2 separate regions of the Homo sapiens genome follow, and region 2 is linked to region 1. Evidence: chromatin contacts called from ENCODE Hi-C or POLR2A ChIA-PET data. All regions are on one chromosome and are shown on one strand. Each heading gives the region's core, a stretch centred on a gene start or an enhancer-like site at or near the end of the contact. The rest is flanking DNA. Distances are from core to core; before and after follow the strand shown. Region 1 holds the start of YTHDF1 (YTH N6-methyladenosine RNA binding protein F1). Region 2 holds the start of CHRNA4 (cholinergic receptor nicotinic alpha 4 subunit).

Evidence for each region. Hi-C counts contacts between places; a loop is a spot of excess contacts on that map. ChIA-PET counts read pairs that join two places held with the same protein, here RNA polymerase II (POLR2A). Pooled maps may share reads with other maps.
Region 2: a pooled map shows a loop between it and region 1 (2.3-fold over the local background). The contact joins the promoter of CHRNA4 here to the promoter of YTHDF1 in region 1. A Hi-C loop is called at or near these places in 1 of 168 maps with a recorded cell type or tissue (dorsolateral prefrontal cortex) and 1 of 50 pooled maps. POLR2A ChIA-PET finds 5 or more read pairs at or near these places in 3 of 52 experiments (H1, PC-3 and T-cell).

The regions. Positions count from the first base shown.
Region 1 is chr20:63,211,313-63,218,686 of GRCh38, forward strand. YTHDF1 (YTH N6-methyladenosine RNA binding protein F1) reads right to left here and starts at 4,819. Exons shown (of 5, transcript NM_017798.4): 1 at 4,554-4,819; 2 at 4,265-4,289; 3 at 2,552-2,631. The coding sequence starts at 4,580. RefSeq lists silencers at 4,692-4,761, 4,892-5,171.
Region 2 is chr20:63,359,935-63,366,339 of GRCh38, forward strand. CHRNA4 (cholinergic receptor nicotinic alpha 4 subunit) reads right to left here and starts at 1,415. Exons shown (of 6, transcript NM_000744.7): 1 at 1,156-1,415. The coding sequence starts at 1,231. LOC100130587 (a long non-coding RNA gene) reads left to right here and starts at 54. Exons shown (of 5, transcript NR_110634.1): 1 at 54-235; 2 at 1,884-2,007; 3 at 4,281-4,343. RefSeq lists an enhancer at 1,523-2,156.

The sequences.
Region 1 (7,374 bases), core at 3,569-6,068:
AAATTAGCTGGGCGTGGTGGCACATGCCTGTAGTCCTAGCTACTTGGGAGGTTGAGGTGGGAGAATCACCTGAGCCTGGGAAGTCGAGGCTGCAGTGAGCCATGATCACATCATGCACTCCAGCCTGGGCAATGGAGTGAGACCCTGTCTCCAACAAAAAAGGACCCAGAGCTATTGATATGCCCACTATCTTAACTGTGGCCATGGCTCCAAAGGTATGTCTGTGTAAATCAAAAGTTATAAAACCATACTGTATACTCTACATATGGAGCTAAGACACCCACTGACATAAAAATAATCGATTTGTAAAGAAATCCTCCCAAACAACACAAAAGCTCCGACTTTATAAAAATATTTTTGGCTGGGCACAGTGGCTCATACCTGTAATCCTAGCACTTTGGGAGGCCAAAGCAGGAAGATCACTTGAGCCCAGAAGTTCAAGACTAGCCTGAGCAACACAAAGAGACCCTGTGTCTACAACCAACCAATCAATCAATCACCAGGTGTAGTGGTGCATGCCTGTAGTCCCAGCTATTCAGGAGGCTGAGGCAGGAGGATTGCTTAAGCCCAGGAATTTGAGGCTACAGTGAGCTATAATCATGCCCCTGAACTCTAGCTTGGGTAACAGCAGGACCCTGTCTCCAAAATACACACACACACACACACACACACACACACACACACACACACACACACTTTTAAGTGTACTGATGCAACCTCCCTCCCCCTTTATTGGCTAAAATTCAGTACATAATACCATTAAAGTACTAAAATAATAAGAACACACTAGAAAACAAGAAATTCAAAAAATTAGTTAACTTCCTGCCATTACCTCTATCCAAAGGCCCATCACTAAAGTCAAGTCAGTTCTGCCCAGAGGAAGGGCAGATTCTCAGAAGGCAACCAAGAGACAAGAAACAGAAGCAGGGTCGGAGCGCGGGGCAGCGCTGCCGAGGCTCCACCTGTACAAGGTTTCTTGGTCTCTAAGCTGCTTGATTCGCCAAGTGCAGTAGGAGGGAGGGGGATGAAGGAACATTCTAAGAAGTTCTAAGACACCTCAGAAAAGGGCAGACTAGTTTTATTCCTTCACAGAGAAGAGGTGAAGCCTGGTTTTACTTTAAAGTAAACATGCCCAGTAGCTGAGGGCTACTTGGAGTGGCGGAGGAAGGAATGTGAATCACAGCACACGAAATGGAGCACTCAGAGCATCTGCTTTGTGCTGCCCCATGAGGCCTGCTCACCAAAGTGAGGAGCTCACAGAGGTGCAGCCCCTCATCCAAGCCAACGGCCTGGAGGTAGGAAAGTGAGGCAGGGGAAGTCTGATTCCCGAGTTGGACTCTTAGACATAAACAGATACCGCTTCTCTTGGGAGTTTTGCTGCAACAGCAGCACAGAGGAGAGAGAGCAGCTCCCAGTAGATTTTAACCAGGGCAACTGTATCCCCCAAAAAACATCCACCAAGACAGTTTTGCTTGCTACAACTGGGGATGGGGAGAAGGAGTTGCTAATGGCATCTAGTGGGTGGGAAGCCAGGGAGGCTGCTAAACATCCAACAATGCACAGGACAGCCCCCAAAACAGAATGTTCCCGTGCAAAATGTCCACAGTGCCAAGGCAGAGAAAGCCTGAATTACCTAAGAAAACAGGGCAGCTATGACTCACTGGGCCCTGCTGTATCAGGTACTGTCTCAGCGCTTTATGTGCACCATCTGATGTCATCCTCCCAACAATTCTACAAACAGTTACTACTCTCTCTCTTCTACAGAAAAGGAAATTGAGGCAAGAGAAGGCAAGCCATGGACACAGGCCAGTCAGTGGTGGAGTTAAAATTGAAACCAGGCTGGGCGCGGTGCCTCACGCCTATAATCCCAGCACTCTGGGAGGCCGAGGCGGGTGGATCACCTGAGGTCAGGAGTTTGAGACCAGCCTGGCCAACATGGTGAAACCCCGTCTCTACTAAAAATACAAAAATTAGCTAGACGTGGTAGTGGGTGCCTGCAATTCCAGCTACTCCCGAGGCTGAGGCAGGAGGAATGCTTGAACCCGGGAGGCAGAGGCTGCAGCAGGCTGAGATCACGCCATTGCGCTCCAGCCTGGGTGGCAAGAGTGAGACGCTGTCTCAAAAAAAGGACTGAAACCCAGGCGGCCTCTGGCTCCACAGTCGCTCCACAGCCCAGCTCTTAGCTGCCTCCCCAGACCACAATTCCAATCATCCAGAGCTAAGAATAACCAGGAAGCTTCAGAAACACACACACACCTCCACTGCGTCAAAGGCAAGACACACCACTGACCCACAAACACTAGAGCCAACTAGACCTGTTTGCATCCCAGCCCCAGTGGGATGCCGCCTCCTCCACAGGGAAAATCATTTTCACCCCACTGATGCCCAAGGTTAACAGGAGTCACATCTTCATGAGCAGTCTATCATTCCTAATACTTTATAGTCTGCTGCTTTGTTGTTTAGGATAATTTAAAAATCAGAAATGACAGTAAAGGTACAAAACAATTAAAACCAACTTAAAAACAAATATATGCTAACAAAATAAACTCACCTGATTTGACTGTCCAGTAAGGTAGGGCTCAAAGTCATTGTCATGAACTGTATCCTTCTGATGTAACGAACCATTTTGTACTAGAACAAAAAGTTGCAAAATATTACCCTCAAATTTTAAAAGATTACTTTTAAGCTTGGAAGGCAAAGTTAGCAAAGTCTATTTCCATCTATTTCTAGCAGAAATTATGCTTTAATTTTAAAAGGAGTACAACCAGTATAGAACTGATGTTTATACAACTAATTAGAAGGGGGACGGGAAACTTTCAATAATTTAGGATAAATTTTAAATAAAGGCTTAATCGTAATTTGGTGAGATTAACCAAATCAAGTGTTAACACATAATGCAAGGAACACATAACCAGGGTGAAAACTGACATGGTCTAAGAAGACTTATGTGTGGCAAAAAGAAGTGGAGCCTCCAAAAGCCCAAATGCAGAATGTATGCCCAAACGTATGGAGAACGGAGGGAAGAAAACTTAGGAGGGAAGGGGCTGCAACTGAAGGACTGTTGGGAGCTATTATCTGACTCTCCACAGTGAACCCCAAATATCTGAGACAGGTCTCAGTTAATTTAGAAAATTTATTTTGCCAAGGTTAAGGACACACCCATGATACAACCTCAGGAGGTCTTGACAACATGTGCCCAAGGTAGTCGGGGGACAGCTTAGTTTTATACATTTTAGGGAGACATGAGAACCATCAATGTAAGATGTACATTGGTTTGGTCCGGAGAGGCGGGACAACTTGAAGCAGGGAGGGGGCTTCCAGGTCATAGGTAGATAAGAGACAAACGGCTGCATTCTTTCGAGTTTCTGATTAGCCTTTCCAAAGGAAGCAATCAGATAAGCATTTATCTCAGTGAGCAGGAATGACTCTGAGTTCTGTCCTTTGTCCACCAGGAATTTCCTTGTGGGCAAACTGTGGGGGAAGTATGTAACTTTTTTTGTCTTAGAAGCTATCTTTTTCAGGAATAGAATGGGAGGCAGGTTTGCCCTCAGCAGTTCTCAGCGTAGCTTTCTCCCTTTGGCTCAGTGATTTGGGTGCCCCAAGACTGGTTTTCCTTTTACACCACTTACCTTCCCACTGTTATTATGCTCAGCCAGAAAAAGCAAGCAAAGGTAAATAAAGTGCTGGGCCTTTTCCAATCTTAAAACACGATGAACCGTATTTGGTTACACCTGAGCTGACACACAAACTGGCTAAAAAAGTGTTCCAAGTAAACGTGAAGTGTCACTTAACAGTTTTCACATGAGTGCGCTCTGAGGGTTTATCCCAAGCCATAATGTCACAGGAGATGCTAACAGACTTGGAAAACGGGCTGCAACTACCGGGGATGTGGAGCTTAGCCTGCAGAACCTTGGACTGCCCCTCTCCTAGAGCAGCCCCTGCTGGGCGGAAAAAGGCAAGTCGCTCAACCCCTGCGGCCATGTCCACCCGGCTCTCCTACCTCCCCTTCCCCAAAGCAAATCCATGATCATGCGGTGGGGAGAGACGGGCCCAAACTACTCTGAGCAATCATTTATTCACTTCTTGAGAAGCCCCTGTCTTCGACCTGTCAAATCTCCCAGAATCGTCGCACAACCTCAAGTTTTATCTCCCTGAAGCTGGCGGAAGAGAGAAAGTTTCCGGTTCCAGACGCAGCTTCCTGGACCGTTCCTTCCCCGTCCTCCTCCACTCCAGCCCGCGCCGGCCGTCCCGGGACTCCGCTCACCTTTATTATCTTGTCCTTTTGTTCTCTGCACCGCCGCAGGCCGGGACGTGGGGTACACACAACCCGGGGGAAGAGGGAAACACAAAGTTATTCACCAGAGAACTGGTCTCCAACGGGCCGCGAGCTCCGCCGGCCCCGACGCGCGGTCACGTGCGACCCCGGCCCCGAGACCCCGGTCCCGCCTGGGCCCGGCCTCCGCGACCCCGGGCTCTGCGTTCCAGCCCCAGGACCTCAACCCAGACCCCGCGCCTCGGCCCCGGCCGCGGCCCCTGTAACCCGGCCCCGCTACCTGGGTGTCCACGCTGGTGGCCGACATGCTTCATGAACAACTAGACGCGGGGCCGGGGCGCCCGCCGGCTCGGGCCTCCCCTAGAGGCCGGGCCTGTCACCCTAGCTCGCGCGGCCCCGGGCCCCGCCGCCAATTCCCCGGGCGCCGGCCGGGCGGCGGCGGCGGCTGCTGGGCGCGCGGGCCCCTGGCGAGGCGGCAGCGGCGGTGAGCCCGGGACGCGGACGCACTGAGGAGGCGTCGACTCCAATGGCGGCGGCGGCGGCGACAGCAGCGGCGACGGCGGCGGCAGGGGACGAGACTGCGCGGCGTCAGCGTGCACGCGGGGCAGGCCGGGAGCGCCGCGCCGGGCCGCCACACTTCGCGCCTGCGCGCTCCCGTCTTACGGGATGGATTTCGCTCTCAGGTCCCAGTCTCGTGCGGCGGGGCGGGGACCGCAGCCGGCTGGGCGGGGAAGCCCTGAGCCGGGGAAGTCACGTGGGGCGTGTCCGGAGGCGCCGCGGGGCCTGGCGGGAAGGGGCTGGCGGGCTGCTGCCAGGTGTACAGCCGCCCACACACACCCCGGCCACAGCCGCACCCCCGACGCGCTACCGGCACTGAGGCCTCTGTAGTTTTCCCCAAGGTCCGAAGACTAAACGCTGTTCTGGTCCGACAGCTGGGCTACGGGTCTGTCCGGGGTCGGTCTGCCCTTCCCCCGCGCGCAAACACCTGCCCGCCCAGAGCTCCGAGCCCCCGCGTGTTCCAGGTCGCGCGCCTCGGCCCTTGCCGCGGGACCTGCGGGCTTTGTTCGCTTTGCGGCCCTGGCCTTCAGCCGCAGCGGAGCCCTGGGCCCGGTCCCGGAGGTCAGCTGTTGTGTGGATGCACCCCTGGACCTGCGAGAGGCTCGCCGGCTTATAACCAAGTTCTCATGTTAGATTCTTGACCCCGATTTCATCACCAGGAGGAAAAGCAGTGCTCTGTGCCCCAGCCTAGGCCGGGCCAGGGGACTTGTCATCTTTGTTCGAGGATGGACAGCCCCTTCTTAGCAGCAACTGTGCAAAGAGAGCCCAGTTCTCAGTTCCTAACCCCTCAGCATCCCCAACCTGGACGCCCTTCTGGTCAAGGTGTTGAATTTCGCTCCCTGCAGCCAGTATCCAATCCTGCCACCCTTGTGGCTAACTCCCTACAGAGGCTTCCAGGTTGATATTTTTCTTTCCAGCTCTGGCAGCTGTAACATCTTCACGTGGCCTGGATCTGGGTCCTGCTAAAGGAGAAAGACCTGGAATGGGGTGTCAGGCAGGTTGACGTCAAATGAGTGTTTTCCACAAAGTGGGCCCGGGCAGATGCGCTAAGCAGGGTGAACAGTGACAGCAGGGACGGCAATGGAGTCCCAAGACGGCTCCAAGCCTGGACATCCGCATCAGTGGGGTAGCAGACAGCCTCTCACACTGCTGCAGGAGGAGGTGGAAACTGCCCCCAGCAGGCCGGTCAGCCACAGAGAGGACTGCTGCTCCAAGTTGCTCCAGGTCTCCCTGGAGCCCTGCCTCGCCTAAAGCTGGGGAAAGCGGGCTGGGCTTGTTTCCCTGGAACAGAGCTGGGGGATGTCTGGTGCCCTGAGGATGAATCTGGATCCCCTGGGACTTTGATGTGTTTGGGCCATGGGCAGACATCTCAGGCCAGGATGAAATCTGTGCATTTGGGGTACATCCGAAAATGAACAGCACGTTTCCAGGATGGTGGCCCACATGGAGAAGATGTGTGGGGATTGTAGGGACAGTGGGGTCCCTGGGGGCACCCTGCCACCTGCTTCTGTGTGATAAGGCCTGCGCATCCTGGGCAGGCCCTGAGTGCCTGCTTCCCAGGACACTGAACTGTTTGGCGGCCAAGACTGCAGCAAGGGGGTGTCTGGGTGGTCAGAGTAGACACTCGGACTCTTGGAGCCCCTGTCTGTCTTCTCACCCAGCTCCCATCCCTGGGCCAGGACGGTGCAGTGGTCACCACTGGAGTTCAGAGCCTCACAGCCAGTTACAGGGCCTTCAGCCTCAGGCCTACTTTCCTCCTCCGTGGTGGGTTAATTACTCCCCTTTCACAGGATGAGTGTGTGGAAGAAACTGGGTATGCAGCCCTTGGCGTCAGGCCAGGGCTCTGTCAACACTGGCTGTTACCTGCTGCCTTCACCCACAAATGCCCAGCCAGTCACAGGAGGCAGCACTGGCCCTGCGGGAAGTGGCCACTCCGAGCTTAGGGGCCTTCTTAGATGGCTGAGTGCCGGCAATGCAGGACCCTGGAGGTGTTTCAGTTTCCTGGAGCTATCTCAACAAAGTACCCGGAACTGGGGGGCTTAAAATAACGGCAATTTATTCTCTCCCAGTTCTGGAGGCCAGAAGTCTCAGATCAGTATTGCTGGGCTGAAGTGGAGACAGAAGCTCCTTCCAGGGCCCTCGGGGAGGATCCTAGCCTCCTCCAGCCTCCGGTGGAGGCCGCAGCCCTTCCTGGTCTTTCCTCCTCGCCTCCGTCACCTCATGGCCTTTTCCTCTGTGCCTGTGTCTCTTCTTATAAGGACACTCATCTGGATTTAGAGCCCACCCTAATCCAGGATAACCTCATCGTCTTGTGATTATATCTGCAAAGAACCTATTTCTAAATAAAGTCACGCAGGTACCAGGTGGACATGAGTTTTGGGGGTACACTCTTCAGCTCACTACAGAGATCACTGGGGAGGCCTCACAGTGATGCCTATGGAGAGATTTTGGAGGGTGACTCCTGGGGCTGAGTAGGTTCTACTCACAAATGTAGATGGAAGGAGAGGCCCCCACAGTGAGGCCTGAGGAGGCACCACCATGCC
Region 2 (6,405 bases), core at 165-2,664, 150 kb after region 1:
CGTGGCGTGCGCTGACCTCTCTTGGCCTCCGGCTCTCTCCCACCCCTGGGTGTAATTGTGATTTCCTCGGGGAAGCTTCCCAGGCCCCTCAGCCCACGGAGGCCTTCCCAGCACCTTGACCGCACCACAAAACCAGGCGGCGGATGGGCCGAGGACTGCTTTGGGTCTCCTGTCACACTGACTTCCAGGGAAGGGCTGTGTCTCTAGCAGCTGGCGAGTCAGAGGACACTCGGGGGTAACAGCAGCAAAGGAGGGAGTACAGGGCAGCGGGGCCAGCCCAGGCAGGAAGAGGGAGGAAGGGGAAGGAGGATCGGGCCCCCACAAGCGCCCGCTTCCTACGGAACCTCCCCTGGTTCATCAATCCCCTGATGCCCGAGGAGTGTTTCAGATGCAGACCCCAACGAGGTGCCAGCCCCCTCCGCACCCCAGCCTGCCCGTGCTGTTGGGCAGACCCAGAACGCCCCTGATGAGTCGCTCTGGAGGAGCACAGCCCTAGGTCCATCTGTGCTCCAGGTCCGGGGCCCCAGGATCTGAGGCATTCCCCGCCTGTCCTGGGCGCTGCCATAAGGGGCGGGTCTGGGCGGAGGGGGAGACCTCCACCTCCCTGGTGGGTCCCGCTGGCCTGAGAGCGCAGACAGGACTCGGGGAGGGGGAGGGGTCAGTTCTACACCCCTGGGAGCCTTGACTCCCAGCCCAGAGTCCCCACCCGCGACCTTGTCCTTCCTGCAGAAAAGGTGGGTGGCGGCCGCCAAGGGCAGAGGCCACCCCTCTGATCCCCTAAACCGGAGGAAGCAGGCATGGGGGTCTTCAGGGAAATTTAGCTGGATGGATGGGGGAAGGGCGAAGGTGGCCCCACCTCTGCTCAAGTTCGAGCTTTTGGGGCCAGCCCTGAAATAGCAGCGGAACCCCCCACACCCCGCGGAAAGCCCCTTTCCCAGCCCTCCGCATTCGCCGGCGGTCAACTCCCTCCTCGCCTGGCTCAGCCCGGGTGCGAGCGCAGCCTGTGCGGCTGGGGATGGGGAGCCTCGCGGTCGCCCAGTCGCGCGCACCCGCGGCTTGGGACCGCAGTCAGGAGCCTGCCTCCCTCTGGCTCTGGGGGTCCCAGGCCATCCGAACGCGGGCGAAAGGGGGCCCATCCCGCGCCCCGTAACTTACCGCGCAGGAGGCCGGTCCCCAGAAGCAGCAGCAGCGGCGGCAGCAGCCGCGGCGCTCCGGGGCCCCCTAGCTCCATGGCGCACGCACCTCGCGGGCTCTAGATGCGGGCGGCTCCCGGCTCCCCGCCGCTTCGAGGCCCGTGCGCGCCCAACTTCATGCCTCCCGCGCCTCGCGGGCCGCTTCGGCCGCCGGGCCCGGTTCGTCTTCTCCTGTGGGGCGCGGTGCGGCGGCGGCGCGGCAGGGAGCGCCGGGCTGTGGGCTCCGTGGCGCGGCCCCGCCCGGCCCTGCCCGCCTCAGCCGGCTGGGAGGGGGAGCAGGGGAGGGGGGAGGAGGGGGAGCAGGGGAGGGGGAGGGAACGGAGAGTGAAAAGGGAGGAGGGAGCAAGGGCCAGGGAGAATGAGCAGGGATGGACCGCGCGCCCAGGGGGACGGGGAGGCTGCGCTGGGCCCCGGGCGGGGGTAAAGTTTCCTTGTTCTCCTGGGGTTCGAGACGTGCCTGAGCCGGGGACGGGGACCCCGGGGTCACTGAGTGCGACTGGGGGGTCCCGGAGTCAGTCTGACCTCCCTCCCCACATCTCCAGCCTGGGCGCCCGCTCCCTGCCTGCAGGGGTGGGGGGCACATCTAGGGGATCCGGCGCAAGGAGGGGCACCCCTAGCACATCTGGGTTACTCCATCGCGCCAGCCGGTGTCTGCAGCCTGAAAATCGCGTCTCTGGTCTTGTTCCCCAGCGAGCCGTTCAGGACTCTCTGTCCGCCTGCAGCCCCCGCCTTCCCTGGTACCTCCGCAGAGACCCAAGAGGCGTCCAGAGGGGAGCCCAGGCGCACGGTCCCCAGGGAGGGGCCCCGCCCTCAGGTGGGTGCCGAGGTGGCCGCCCACAGAGCAGCAGGTGCGTTGGAGGAGGGGCGCCTTGTGCGGCTGAATCTCGTGTGCAGGAGGAGAGGGCGAGGCTCTGCAGAAACATCAGACCCGGCCATCCCTGTAGCCGCGCCCCTGGCCCAGCCTCAGGCTCTGCAGCTGGGACACAGCCCCCGAAAACGGAGATTTCCGTCGTCGGTAATGGAAGGCAGAGCAGAAGGGGCTGGAGAGGTCCGGTGACCCTCCGCATTCACGCCCCTCCCTCCAAGGCTGCAAGGCTGCTGGTCGGGCGAGGGGGCTCCGTCAGGAGTTCCCTGCAGCAACCCCCTCTCCAGCACAGGCCTCTGGAGCCCTACAGCTCCTGCCCCTCCCATCGCTCTCCCATCTCCCCTGTCCCTACCCCCTACCTTCCTTCTCCTCCTCCCCCCAGCTTCCCTGAGCAGCCACTGCTCCTGCCCACCCCTCTCCCCCCTCCCTGCCCACCTCTGGTTCCAGGTTGAGCTCATGGCTCCTCATACACCTGCTTTGGGACGGGCAGGAGCTCTTCCTCACTGGCCAGAGCTGTCTGTCCGCTCTGTGGGCAGTGCCTACAATTAGAGCTTTCAGAACACACAGCCGCTGCACAGTGGCTGGTCCAACGACGACACTGCCCTCCTGAATTGCCTGGTCCAGCGACAACACCTGCCCTGCTTCTGTGGCCTTCCCACATGCTGGTCCAAGCAAGCTGGATGCAGGGACCCCCTGCACTTCCACGGCCCCCTTGAGGTGGCCTCTTCAATTGTCCCTACGTTACCAAAGAGATAACACAGGTGCGGAGAGGCCGAGCGACTTGCCGAAGCTCACAGTCAGTACTGGGATTCCAACCCAGGCCATCTGGCTTTAGGGTCTGCACCCCGGCCTCCTGCTGGCCTCAGATGTAGTTTTGGGCTGACGTGCCCTCACTGGGACAGCCTCCTGGGAGATCCCAGGTCTACTTTCCTGAACTCTTTCCTGGAGCCATGGGTGTCTGCCACCCACCCTGCTGACGGCTCTCCCTCAGACCACCCTGCAGATCCAACCCTCGATGGTTTCAAGGGCCTGTTTCCCTAGGCAGACTGAAGTCCCCCAAGGAAGGATTCCCTCTCCTCCTCCTCCTCTCCTTGCTCTTCCCAAGCCCCTGGGCAGTGCAAGACCCTGGTCCTTCTGGCCTACATGAAGCCCCTCCATGGGCCAGTTCTGTGCCAGGAACTAGAAGGTTCCAAGCTGGATGGATATTTGGGCTGAGCAAGCAGCTGGTAAACACAGGGAGGGGAGAAGAGCAAAGTCCCCCGAGGCCCCGTGAGGGCAGCCTGCTGACCTCTGACCTCTGACCCACTCACAGAACCCCACCCCCGCTCCCTGCGGCACAGCCCATGAGGCTCTCTGCTTAGGAAGGGGACAGAGAGGTGGCAAGGCCAGCGGTTCCCGCATGGTATAGACTGGCCTCTGCCCTTTGGTTCAGGCCCCACCTTGGTGAGAAGCCCCTGCCTGTGGTGTCGCAGAGCAAATGCCATTGGCAGAGCCAAATCCACATTCTTTTGTGAGTGGAGAGGCCAGCCGTGCTGCGGTCCCTGCTGGAGCCCCTGTGACACGGGGTTATCGTTTCTCTGACTTGGCAGCTGGCCGAAACGGGGCTCTTCTGCTGATAAAGTGATGTCCACTCGTGGGTTCCACACCCTCGTGGGTGCCTCACCCTCCCGTGGCAAACCAAAGACCTCTTTGGGAAGAGGACACCCCTGCTCCTGCACTTGGGCTCATGGTTTCCCCCTGGACTTGTTAAAATCGAGGCCTCCTGTGGAGATTATCTGGGGTCACAGCAGAGCGGGGGGCGTGTGGTGAGCTGGGTGAATCCCTGAAGGGCCACGGGTGTCCACTCAGCCGTGCGTGGGGGCGTTTGTTTAACTCCAGATTCTGGAGCTCCACCCTCAGAGACTGTTCAGTCTGGGGTGAGGCCTCCAAATCTGTGGCTTCCACCAGCCATTGCTGGCAGCTCTGATGCAGGCGGCCCCAGAGTGCCCGGAGAAATGTCAGCTTAGAGCCACTTGGCCCAGGGCTGATGTGGAGGGTCAGGGTTCCCCACCGCAGCCAGGGCTCAGCCCGAACCTGGTGTCCTGGCCTGGGGCAGGGGCTGGAATTTGTCCCCCGTTGGTGCAGGGGAAGAGGCCGTGGGCCTCGGCAGGAGCCTAGCAGAGGCTCTGAGACTAAGCCAGCTTTGCCTTTTCTGTCTCCTCCTCACTTTTCTAACAAAACAGGCCCAGGCTTCCACAGGGTCAAGCGGTCTCAAGCCGGCGGCTCTCCCTGGTGGATTCCTGCAGGTGAGTTCACTCTGAGAGCTCAGCCAGGGCCAGCAGGCCTGTCTCTCCCGGAGCCAGGGGCCAGGCCGGGTCAGCTGGACGCCCGGGGCTCTGGTGACACAGCCCTGCGGCCGAGTGCACACGCTCACACACATCTGTCCAACCTCACTGGCTTTCCCTTTGGATTTGCTAATGCAGCAAGATTAATCAGGTCTAACTCATTAATTTGCACAGCCCCTCCCTCCCACCTGCGCCCGCTGGAGAGCGCTGGTTGTGGGAACCCAGTAATCACCGAGGCTGAATTAGATTCCTACTCCACATCCTGGCCCTTGCCTCTGCTGCTCCTGAAATTGCTGCTTCAAAGGAAACAAAAACTCTGGATTCAAAGTCCAGTGAGACCAGATTTGGGGGCACAGCTTTTCTGTGGCCTGAGCCGCCCTAGGGGGCTTGCGGGTAGGTTGGGGGACACTACCAGGCCCTTGCAGACACCAGCCCCCGCCCCCCACCCTGGGGGACACAACCAGGCCCTTGCAGACACCAGCCCCTGCCCCCCACCCTCCCCATGTCACCACCAACTCCAGGCTGCCACTGGCTACGGTGCAAAGCAGCTCCCCTGGGAGCACGGCTCTGGGGGTGATTTTTCTCTCTCCCTCACTGCTGTCTACCTGCCCATGGTAACCGAGGGTTTGTAGTAAAGGTGAGCATTGCGGGGCACCAGCTGAGCCTGAGCCGCACCCAAGGAGATGGCTGTGGGAGGCAGGAGGCATCCAGCCCCAGGTCCCAGTGCTGGGACGCGCTGTGGGCTCAGCCCATGGACAGGGGGCCCTGCCTGTGCTCCCATCCCCCCCAAGGGCCTCCCCCTCCTGCAGCTGGGCCTCGCCCATCCCTACCGTGCTCTGTGGAAACTCTGTCCCACCCAGCACCCCTGAGAGAAAGGGGAAGCCCGGGGAAGGGCAGCACTCCCCCACCTGCTCTGCCCGACTGTCTTCCTGGCACTCTTCACACCAAACGTCATGCGTCTGCTCTCTGCTGGCCTCCCCTGTCCCCCACCTGCCAACAGTGCCAGTCCTTGAGGGCAGGTCTGGGCTTGGCAGGCGAAGCCTGGCTCTTGGGCCACAGTGACCACGTGGACAGATGGACGGATGCCTGTCCAAGGGCTAAGGGAGGGTTGGCCCAGAGCAGGCCTGTCACCAGCGGCCACCTCACCCCTCCCTGGAGTGAGGACCCATGTCTGCAAGGAGTCACGGGGCCCAGGAGAGGACTGAGGAGGGTTCAGGACAGGTGGGAGCAGAAACGCTGGGGCCCCGGAGACTCAATGCTGTCAGTTCTCACCACATTGACTTCCCTGTCATCCACCAGGACGGGCGGAGAGTAACTCTGTCCTGTAGCCTCCGTGAGTCTGGGAAGGCCTCCTCGCCCTCCCGTGGACCCGGGGGTCATGCTCACCGCCTGGTGGCCCCCAAGCACCCCTCCCTGCCAGCCCTGCCATGGGGCCCCCCCTGGAGACAGAGTGCACCCGGCCCTGCGGGAGTCCCGGCTGCTGTTCCTTCTGGGGCTATCAGGAGAGTCGGGCCTGGGCTCAGCCCCTCTGTGGGGCCAAGTCACTCGCACCCCTTCTGTGGGGCCTGAGCCCCATGCTTTGCTGCTCACCTGAGTCTGGCCTGCGTCCCTCCGACCCCGTTCCTCTGAGGCGGGAAAACGAAGAGGCCACACAAGTGAGCAGTGTCACCTGCCCCTTCACAGACATGAGCACCCCATGGATGAGAGTGGCCTCCTGGAGCCTCACCAGAGCCCAGGTGCTCCCCACTGCATCCCCAGGCCTGGCTCCCTGCCCCCGGCTGTGCTCTCAACTCCCTGCCCTCGGCTGCGCTCCCAGCTCCCTGCCCTCTCCTGGTGCTCCCTGCCCTCTCCTAGTGCTCCCTGCCCTCTCCTGGTGCTCCCTGCCCTCTCCTAGTGCTCCCTGCCCTCTCCTAGTGCTCCCTGCCCTCTCCTGGTGCTCCCTGCCCTCTCCTGGTGCTCCCTGCCCTCTCCTGGTGCTCTGCCTTGCAGGGAACAGAGAGTGCTTTCCCTCGGGCTGAGAGAA